2 separate regions of the Homo sapiens genome follow, and region 1 is linked to region 2. Evidence: read pairs that join two places in POLR2A ChIA-PET (ENCODE). Cell type or tissue: MCF 10A. All regions are shown on one strand. Links, peaks and the distances in the headings refer to the core of each region. The heading gives the core; the rest is flanking DNA.

Region 1 (5,384 bases), core at 76-5,075, 170 kb after region 2:
TTTCCTCCTTTGGTTTGAGCAGTGGCCGGGGCGTCCGTGTCTTTTCACCTGTGAGGGCTGAAGAGAAAGAGCTCTTTCATGCTGTAGCGCCAGCCTCTCCTGCTCTGCCTGGCAGGGCTGCTGCAGGTCCGGCAGGTTCCAGAAAGGAAATGATTCCCTGGTGTTTCCACTTCGAAAGGCATTTTTGATCCATAGAAAATTTCTTTTAAAGCAGTAAGCTTTTAGGCCTGTCAGACCCAACCCCCATTTTTATTGCAAATATATTCAAGCACCTGGTTTACAATTCTGAGGTGAAATTCCTGGATAATATGACTCACTCACACCCATAATTTTTAAGAAAAATTAATATAATGTCATAACTGAAATATAAAGAAGAATGAGACAAAGTATTTGCTGATTACTTCCAACGCAGGCACCCGCCTCTGGGCAACAGAAAGAAGTGATCAGGGGCTGACACCTGCCCCAAGAAGCTCAGGTTGGGCCACCCCTCCAATGCAGTTGAAGTCAGAGGAGTGGGATTGGTGACTCAGATAACATGAGCTGCTGCGGGTGGTGTGATTTTCCAAAATGATACACAACTCTTGGAATTCTGAAGAAAATAAACAGTCTTCCTTTGATTTATGCACTAATGGCATTCCTGGAAAATAAAGTGTAAAGTGTCTATTACAGCTGAGCAGAAATACATATTGCTTTTTTGTAAAATAAGTTAGTCCCAGGTTCAGAAAAGCCGGGTATTTCTATATGGCAAGACAATGCTTTCATTGTGTGGGACTGCTCCATCCACTGAGGGACACCCAGCATCCCTGGTCTCTGCCCTCTAAGTGGCAGGAATGCCCACTCTGCCCCCAGCATTGTATCAGATACAACCATCACTGACACATTTCCAAAATGCCCCTCTGCAGAAGCTGTTACCATCACTGTTGAGCACCTGTGGATCAGAGCTGCCAGTCATTTTACCTTCTCCTGCCTCCCCGAACACTCTGATTAATTAAGGCTTAGAAAAAAGATGGTTCTGTTTTGCCAGTTTCCTACATGATCACTATGCAGAGCCCTCTCAAAGATCATGGTAGGAACTTTGGGGTGCCCTTAACATTCTAGGAAGATGCTTGCTAGTGAATTTCTTCTGAAAACTGTAGTTTTAAGCTAAATGAGAAGACCCTTTCTATCATGTGTCAGTCTCCTTCAGATTATGCATAGGTTTTTATCACATATATGGTATTTTAGAAAGCACCTTTGTACGGCCTGGCACGGTGGCTCACGCTCGTAATCCCAGCACTTTGGGAGGCCGAAGGCGGTGGATCACTTGAGGCCAAGAGCTCGAGACCAGCCTGGCCAATGTGGCGAAACCCCGTCTCTACTAAAAATACAAAAATTAGCCGAGTGTGGTGGCACACACCTGTAATCCCAGCTACTTGGGAGGCTGAGGCATGAGAATCTCTTGAACCTGGGAGGTGAAGGTTGCAGTGGGCCAAGATTGTGCCACTGCACTCCAGCCTGGGTGACAGAGTAAGATCCTGTCTTAAAAACAAACAAACAAACAAAAAAACATGTTTGTAAAATCCTCACTCTTCTGTAGGTTGGCTTAAAATGATTAACACTACTGAGGGACTGTGATGTTGCAGACATTGTGGGTATCCACACAGCAGCCCAGAAACATCACCATTCCATGTCACAGGCCAAAAGGCAGAGATTCAGTGAGCTTAAACAACTGTACCAAGATCACCTGTTAAGTGGTATAACTGGGTCTCAAATTCAGGTGTGTCTGACTCTAAAACTCACACCTTTTTTCCAGTCTGACCTGCCACTTGAATTAAGTGGCTCCACGGTTAACTTTTTTATCCATGATGTTGAAACCCCATTCTGAGGACTTTCTCCTTGTTCAATACGTAAGAACGAGGTAAGGGAATAAAGATGGCTACAAATTCTTTGACATTCCTTCCATGGAGATGTGGGGTCTAACTCCCCTCTCCTTGACTGGCATGTGTTGCTTGGCTCTTAGGATTGGTGGAAGTGACCTTCCAGGATGGATATATGGAGCCTTGCAGCTCTACTGGGTCTTTGGATGCTAGCTCTTGGAACCCTGAGTCACCACGGGACTGCCCTGGGCACCACTGCCCTGAGGCTGCCATGCAGTGAGAAGCCAAAGGCACATGGAGAGGCTCCGTAGGAAGAGACACAGAGAGAAAGAGGCAGGAGACATGGAGAGATCAGACACATGGGTGAAGAACCCATCCTGGATGTGGACCACCAAGTCCCAGCCACCCTAGCTGCTGCCACACTGACCACAGACAAACTGCCCAGGCAAGCCTCTCTGAATTCCTGACTCACAAAATGGTGAGCTATGAGAAGCTACCAAGTTTGAACTTGTTTTTAAAGCAGCGACTGATAACCGCAGCATGTAGTCATGGCATTCTTTCTGTTGTATTGTGCCTTATTTTTGATGCCTAAGGAAGAACGATCTTCCTCCCGAAAAAGTAGCCAAAGATTCGCTATAAAATATAGTTGACCTCCATTTGGTAGAGATTGAAATGAGAGAGAGAAGTTTTGTTCCATGACCATTCTGTAAACCATTCCCCACCTCCAGCTTCAAAATGTATCCAGTCACACCATCTGAAGCGTGTTTTCAGCGGACACTGTTATTTTAATATGTATTTAATTTTACAGTTTTATATATATATATATATATATATATATATATATATATATATATATATATATATAATTTTTTTGAGATGGCGTCTCACTCTGTCACCCAGGCTGGAGTGTAGTAGCACGATCTCAGCTCACTGCAGCCTCTGCCTCCCAGGCTCAAGCCATCCTCCCACCTCAGCTTCCCAAGTAACTGGAATTACAGATGCCCACCACCACCCTGAGCTAATTTTTTGTATTTTTGGTAGAGACGGGGTTTCATCATGTTGCCAGGCTGGTCTCGAACTCCTGAACTCAAGCCATCCTCCTGCCTCCACCTTCCAAAGTGCTGGGACTATAAGCATGAGCCACCATGCCCAGCCTATATTTATATTTTTAACAATAAACATGATTTGAATTTATAAATGTGACATAAAGTTTCATTAAAATGTATTTATTTAAATAGACCATTTAAAGATTTAGTAAATATTAGGAATGCAGGAGGTGTACTAGTTAGGGTTCTCCAGAGAAACAGAACCAATAGGGTATGTGTGTGTGTGTGTGTGTGTGTGTGTGTGTGTGTATGTGTCTGTGTGTAAAGAGCTCTACTATAAGGAGTTGGTCAAATGATTATGGAGGCCGAGAAGTCCCGAGATCTGTGATTGGAAGCTGGAGATGCAGGGGAGTCTATGGTATAATTCAGTTCAAAAGCCAGCAGACATGAGACCCAAGAAGAGCTCATGTTTTAGTTTGAGTCTAAAGGCAGAAAAGAAAATGTCCCTGCTGGAAGGGAGTCAGGCAGGGGGAGGTCCCTCTTACCCCACGGAGGGTCAGCCTTTTTGTTCTTTTCAGGCCTTCGATGGATTGGGTGAAGTCCCCCCACGTGTGGGTTGCCATCTGCTTTACTCAGTCCACCAGTTCAAATATTAATCTCTTCCAAAAACACCCTCACAGAAACACTTAGAATAATGTTTAACCAAATAACTGGGCACCCACGGCCCAATCTAGTTGAAACATAAAATTAAACATCAGAGGAGGTATCGGACATGGCAAATATCACAAAGGTGGCACCCCAGGTCTGAAGCTTGGTAAGCACTGCTTTGAGCTAGGGCTCTCTGGTATGGAGGGTTTGGAGCTGAAACCCTGGTGGTATTGTTCAGTTCATCTGTGGGGACTGTGATCCTCTGACTGTCTTCCATAATGTCTCCTGGGAAGGTTATCTTTCATTTTCAGAGCACCTTTTAGAGACTGTCCCTGGTGGTGACTAATTCTGGGAATGTTTGAGCCGGGCTTCAGAATTCCAGCTGCCCTCATGGGAGAGGGAGTTTCCCGGCAATCCACCACTGGTGACTGTGTTTATTGTCAGTGCCTCGGCTGCCCATAGATCTGCAGTTAAGCCTCCCTGCTGGCTCCCACACAGGATCACATGTCACACCAACTTGGTCCTCTAGTGAGAGAACGTCTGCCCTGGAAGTCAAGGTTGTTGGAAACCCTCTCACTATTTAGTGTTAAGTCTGGCTCAGTGGTGACACAGATGAAACTGCTCAACAGTTCAGATGGGATGGTTAAAATATGACATCATAGACGCCACGACTGGTCCATGTCTCACAGCCATAAAGGAAGCTGGACGTTTTCATGTCCCCCTCTGGGTTCTGCTTGTTTAGATGATGCTGTTTGGCACCATCAATTTCACTTCCCCACTGCGCACTCTGTGAATTTGTGCCCAGACTGCCCCCAGGAGCAGAAGAAAAAGTCTTTAGGTCAGCAGTTTTATCTCTTTGGCCTCTTTGACTGGAAATGTCATTGCAGAACAGAAAATCATTGAGGGGAACTTCAGGGGGATTGAAGAAGACACATTTTTTCCCATTTAGGCTGATGCCTTTTGATGGGGGCATTTGGGGCAGCCCTCAGCTTACACAAAGTGCTGCAAATCAGTATACCTGTTATTGCTCTCACTCTGTCTTCAGCTGTCTGAGACAGGGATGGAAGCACCCACTGCTTATAAATACAAGATGTGGTAGGGCTGGAGAGAGGAGTAGGGGTAGGCTGATTCAGAAAGTAATATAAAATACACCAGGAACCACAAAATGCAATCAAGAAAACAGGCAAGTTCACAAAAACAAGTTGTATTTATTTTGCCTGTATATTAATAGGATGGAAACAGTGGTGATCTGGCTCCTGTGTAAGAGAAGAAAATGTTTTTATAGTGCTGTATCAGTTTGCTAGGGCTGCCATAACAAAATCCTGCAGACTGGGTGGCTTACACAGAAGAAATTTATTTTCTAACAGTTCTGAAAGCTAGAAGTCTAAGATCAAGGTGCCAGTGGCTCTTGTTTCTCTGAGCCCTCTCTCCTTGCCTTGCACGTGGCTGCCTTCTCACTGTCCTTATGTGGCCTTTCCTTGTTATGCTTCCACTCCTGATGTCTCTTACTTATAAAGACACCAGCCCTATTGGATTAGGGCCCCATCCTTATTATAATACCTCATTTAGGCTTAAGTATCTCTTTAAAAGCTCTATCTCCAGGCAGGGAGTGGGGGTTCACATGTGTAATCCCAGCACTTCGGGAGGATGAGGTGGGATGATTGCTTGAGCCCTGGAGTAGACCAGCCTGGGAAACATAGTGAGACCCCCATCTCTATAAAAAGATAAAATAGCCTATCTCCAATTACATTTCACATTGGGAGTTACGACTTCAATATATGATTTTTGGGGTTGGGGGGAACAATTCAATTTATAACAGTGTTTATTTTAAGAT
Region 2 (5,384 bases), core at 171-5,170:
AATTCGCTCTTCAATCTCAGAACAACCAAGGTCAGAATTGGGGTTGTTGACTGATTATTGGTTGGGATCTGGGACTTAATTGTCTAGTTCAAAGAGATCTACATCAGGCCATGTTGTTGGGGTGATCAGACCCAATACCAGGTTGTGGGGGCGACGAAGTGTGGCGGAGTCAAAGGAATGAGAAAAAGACAGAGAGAGAAAGTGGGACGGGGGGGCCATCGCGAGTGTGGAGGCTGCAAAGGCCCCTAGCTCTGGGAGCCCACGCTATTTATTGGTGATCAAACAAAGAAAGAGTTGGTGAGGATGTGGGGGTTGAAAGGAAACGGTGTATCAAGTGAATGAGAAACATATGGCTACTTGAGATAATGGGAGTGCTAGAAGCAAGGAGCCAGCAAGTCTAGCAGACATGCAAGCCCTACCTCAGCTTTGCTCCCAACACTCAGCTTTTCTCCCAGCACCATGTGAAGGTTATTAGGTGGGGTCCCTCTTTATAATTTGGTCTCCTTTATTTAATCACAGGACTCTTAAGTTCCTGACTTTCAAGTAGATTTTAATCTTTTGAAATTTGGTGTCTGATATATTCTTTAAGTTTTGCATGCAAGGCTGGTTGTACCTCACCCATTGTTCTGGGTCTTTCAATATCTTGGAAACTTACATTTGCTCCATCCATAGCTCATAATTAGGAAGGTCTACTAATGAAGTGGCCTTGTCATCTGGGGTGATACCCAAGGTTCGTTGTCTCACACCGAGGAAATCAAGGACATGGACAGATAAGGAGTGAGGTTAAGAGTGGAAGTTTAATAGATGAAAGAAAGAGAAGAGCTCTTTGCAGCAGAGAGGGGTCCCAGAGAAATGGGTTGCTAGATCTGCAGTGAAATGCAGGGCGTTTTATAGATGAGCTTGAGGAGGCAGTGTCTGACTTACATATGGTGCAAAAGATTGTTTGGACCAGGTAGTGTACCATTTGCATAGGTGTGAAAAACTGGTTAGGGCTAGGTGTGCCATTTGCATATAGCATGAAAAGATGGCCACCCCCACCCTAATCTTTTATTATGCAGATGGGTTATCTGCCTGGCCGATGCCACGATGTCCATTCCTGTACTGTACACATGGTAACAAAAAAGGGAAGATGGAGCCTCCATGTTGGATATGCCTGGCCCCCAGGTAACACCTTTCTATTGGCACAGCTGCCGGTGTTCCCCTGTGCAAACTTCCAGCTTGCTTATCTACATTTGCAGCTTGATTTTTCGGTCTGCTCTTTGTTAGAAAAAAATAATAATTCCTTGGGCTACTTTTTCTTAAAAGGGAACCCTTACTAAGGACTCTTTTGCCCTCACTATCTATCTGCATAAATAATTTATTTCTAGCTCCTGTATCACTAACGATCTTCTTCCTTGAGGAATTTGGGTAATGTGTTGCCTTGGAGCACAGAATTGGCTCCTCTTTTTCACTGGCAACTGCCAAGGACTCCCAGTGCTGACCAGCTCCCAGAGAGCCTTTGACCTGCTTCTATCTGAGCTGCCCCTGGACTGGTAGGGATTTTGCTTTTCTGGCTGAACACCTAATTCTTTAGGGATAATTTGACTCATTACTGTCTATATTTACTCTTTTCTTTTCTTTTTATTTTTTCTGAGACAGGGTCTCGCTCTGTTGCCCAGGCTGGAGTGCAGTGGTGTAATCACAGCTCACTGCAGCCTTAACCTCCCAGGCCTAAGCAATCTTCCCAACTCAGCCTCCCAGGTAGCTGGGACTACAGGCATGTGTCACCACACCCAGATAATTTTTAAAATTTTTGGTAGAAACAGGGTCTCACTATGTTGCCCAGGCTGGTCTCAAACTCCTGGACTCAAGCAATGCTCCCACCTCAGTTTCCCAAAGTGCTGGGATTACAGGTGTAAACCATAGGACCTGGCCATATTTACTGTTTTCTACTTACGTAGTTCAAAACAACAACAACAACAACTAATATCCATACTATAACTTTTACCAAAATCAATAAAAATGAAATCTATTTTATCATATTGTTGATGAAAAGAGTAAAACTCCGTAATATATTTGAAGAGATTTATTCCAAGCCAAATATGAGTGATCATGGTCCATGACACGGCCCTCAGGAGATCCTGAGAACATGTGCCCAAGGTGGTTGGTTTTATACATTTTTGAGCATTTACGTTGGTTCAGTTGGGTCCAGAAAGGTGGGACAACTCAAAACAGCTGGGTCAGGTGAGCTTCCAGGCCATAGATTTAAAAATTTGCTGATTGGCAATTGGTTAAAGAGTTTATCTAAGGACCTGGGATCAAAAGAAAGGAAATGCCTAGGTTAAGACAAGGGGTTGTAGAGACCAAGGTTCTTATTATGGAGATGAGGCTTCCAGGTAGCAGTATTCAGAGAGAAGAGATTGTAAATATTTGTTGATTCTCTCCTGGAAAAAGGGAAAGGGAATTCTCTACAGAAAGGGGATTTCCCCCGACAAGAGATGACTTTGCAGGGCAGTTTCAAGATACGGCAAGGAAATATATTTGGAGTGAAAATATTTTGATTTTCTTCCTTATTTGTTATGCGATGTTATGCCAGAGTCAAGTTGGAAAGTGAGCCACGTTATATAGGGTTAAATAAAGCCCCTCTGATGAGACTTTATGGTTTGTAGGATGTGACTCCTCAGGCCCCTTAGGTAGGAATTTGGGCAAGAAAAGAAAAAAGTCAAAGTTTAGTCCTCAATATTCACCCTTTTTATTTATTACAACTATCTGTTGCTATTTAAAAGAGTGTTTCTCCTTTGATTATGGTTATAAACTCATTGCTATCCAGGTTCAGCTAGTTCAAAATAACTGTCATATTATTACTTACTACTACTATTACTACTACTAAAGATATCTAAAATTGATATTGTTATTTTCTAATGCTCACATTATCACAGGCTGGCCAATGGGAGCCCTTTTGGTTGGCTTCCTTTCCTTTCAGTATTGCCTTTGACATCCTTGTGTCAGAGATATTTGAATCAGAGCAACTCCATCTTGAACAGGGGCTGGGTAGAATAAGGCTGAGGCCTACTGCGCCGCATTCCCAGACAGTTAGGCATTCTAAGTCATAAGATGAGATAGGAGGTCAGCACAAGATAAGATCAGAAAGATCTTACTGATAAAATAGGTTGCAATAAAGAAGCCCGCTAAAACCCACCAAAACCAAGATGGCAATGACAGTGACCTCTGGTTGTTCTTGCTGCTCATTATATGCTAATTATAATGCATTAGCATGTTTAAAGACAGTCCCACCAGCACGATGAAAGTTTACAAATGACATGGCAACGTCAGGAAGTTACCCTATGTGGTCTAAAAACGGGAGGCATGAATAATCCACCCCTTGTTTAGCATATCATCAAGAAATAACCATAAAAATGGGCAACCTGCAACCCTCAGGGCTGCTGTGCCTATGGAGTAGCCATTCTTTTATTCCTTAACTTTCTTAATAAACTTGCTTTCACTTGATTGTATGGACTCACCCCAAATACTTTCTTTCGCAAGATCCAAGAACCCTCTCTTGGAGTCTGGATCCAGACCCCTTTCCAGTAACATTTGTTTCCTGCAAATAATAGGATATACCAAACAGGTGTAGAGTTCTTTTATGGAAGACACCTTGGTTCTGTTTAATGGAGAATACTTTTAGAGAACAAAATCTGGGTGTTAGGAGTGCATAAAAATGTTGGTGGGAAGGTAAGAGGAGTGCCACAGGGGGGTCACTTTCAATGACAGAGCTGGGAAGATATTTCCTTTATATATGATGAGTTCACCTTAATTTTTTTACAATTTAATAATCTATGTCTATATTTTACTTTTCTTATTATTGGTGGTTTCATTGACCCAGGGCACCTATGTAAATCTGAGGGATGCTATTTACATTGTAGATTTGAATATTTATCATGAAAAATGTCTGGTAGGCCACGTGAAGTGGCTCACGCCTGTAATCCCAGCACTTTGGGAGGCTGAGGTGGGCGGATCACCTGAGGTCACGAGTTTGAGACCAGCCCAGCCAACATGGTGAAACCCTGTCTTTACTAAAAATACAAAATTAGTCGAGCATGATGGTGCATGCCTGTAATCCCAGCAACTCGGGAGGCTGAGGCAAGAGAATAAATTGAACCCCGGGGGTACAGGTTGCAGTGAGCTGAGATTGAGCCATTATACTCCAGCTTGGGCAACAAGAGCAAAACTCTGTCTCAAAAAAATAAAAAGTCTGGTAGATGGCAATAATGTTTCTTGTTCTTTTTTTCTTTTTCTTTTCTTTTTTTTTTTCTGAGACAGGGTCTTGCTCTGTTGTCCAGGCTGGAGTGCAGTGGCATGATCTCTGCTTACAGCAACCTCCGCCTCCTGGGTTCAAGTGATTCTCAGCTTCCCAAGTAGCTGGGGTTACGGGTATGCGCCACCATGCCCGGCTAATTTTTAATTTTTTTTTGGTAGAGACGAGGTTTTGCCATGTTGGCCAGGCTGGTCTCGAACTCCTGACCTCAGGTGATCCACCCACCTTGGCCTCCCAAAGTGCTGGGATTACAGGTGTGAGCTACTGTGCCTAGCCAACGTTTCTTGTTTTAATAAAATCAGATGTTTATGACAGTTTTCCAATAGATACAAAAAGATGTCTTAAGGAGGGGACACTTCTTTCTTTCTTTTTAAATTGAAAAGGGGTCTCATTAAGTTTCCCAGGCCGGTCTTGAACTCCGGAGCTCAAGTGATTCTCCTGCCTCAGCATCTCCAAGTCCTGGGATTATAGGCATGAGCCACTGTGCCTGGCCCGAGGGACACTTTTTTCTAATTTGCCCATAGACAGTCCTACATCGGCCACCATGACTTTCTACTGCACTGACAGGAAATAGAAATGGAAAGTAGAGAACTGAAAAGAATAATGGCTAATTAGTCCTTACATGGTAACTCTTAAACAACATATGTCTGAAGAATTTTTGGCAAGTGCTGAATTCTACTGAGTTCATAACTGAATTTTCTGGTGATTGCTGTTGATTAAAGTGTGACCTGGCCCGTCGTGGTCACCGGCGCGGGCTATGGCTGCGACTTCCCTCATGTCCGTGTTGGCTGCCTGGCTGCTGCAGCCTGCACATAGCTGCTCCCTTCCACCTCGCGGCAGTTCAAAATGAAGCTGTTGTCATTTCTGGAAGGAAACTAGCCCAGCAGATCAAGCAGAAAGTGCGGCAGGAGGTGGAAGAGTGGGTGGCCTCAGGCAACAAACCTGAGCATGATCCTGGTTGGCGAGAATCCTGCAAGTCCAAAACTCTTTAAGAACACGACAAAACCTTCCAGTGTGGATATCCTGGGAGGTCACTCTCCCCAGGCGCTGTCCACGTGGCATGGGGGAGCACAGGACTCTGCTCATAATA

The links. ChIA-PET counts read pairs that join two places held together with the same protein. Peaks named below come from ENCODE experiments on the same cell type or tissue, not always from the same donor. Only the 100,000 strongest peaks of a DNase experiment are listed, where the experiment ranks them.
Region 1: POLR2A ChIA-PET joins it to region 2 with 5 read pairs; 3 of 35 experiments call an interaction of 5 or more read pairs at or near these places.

The regions. Positions count from the first base shown.
Region 1 is chr6:107,810,708-107,816,091 of GRCh38, reverse strand. The region is part of intron 1 of SCML4 (Scm polycomb group protein like 4); the gene reads left to right. Among named protein-coding and RNA genes, the nearest start is that of SCML4, 11 kb to the left of the region's middle. In MCF 10A, for the core only: no CTCF peak of the experiment used is centred there; a DNase peak (open chromatin) is centred at 2,351.
Region 2 is chr6:107,985,699-107,991,082 of GRCh38, reverse strand. It overlaps the pseudogene MTHFD2P3. Among named protein-coding and RNA genes, the nearest start is that of SEC63, 30 kb to the right of the region's middle. RefSeq lists an enhancer at 1,987-2,693. In MCF 10A, for the core only: no CTCF peak of the experiment used is centred there; no DNase peak of the experiment used is centred there.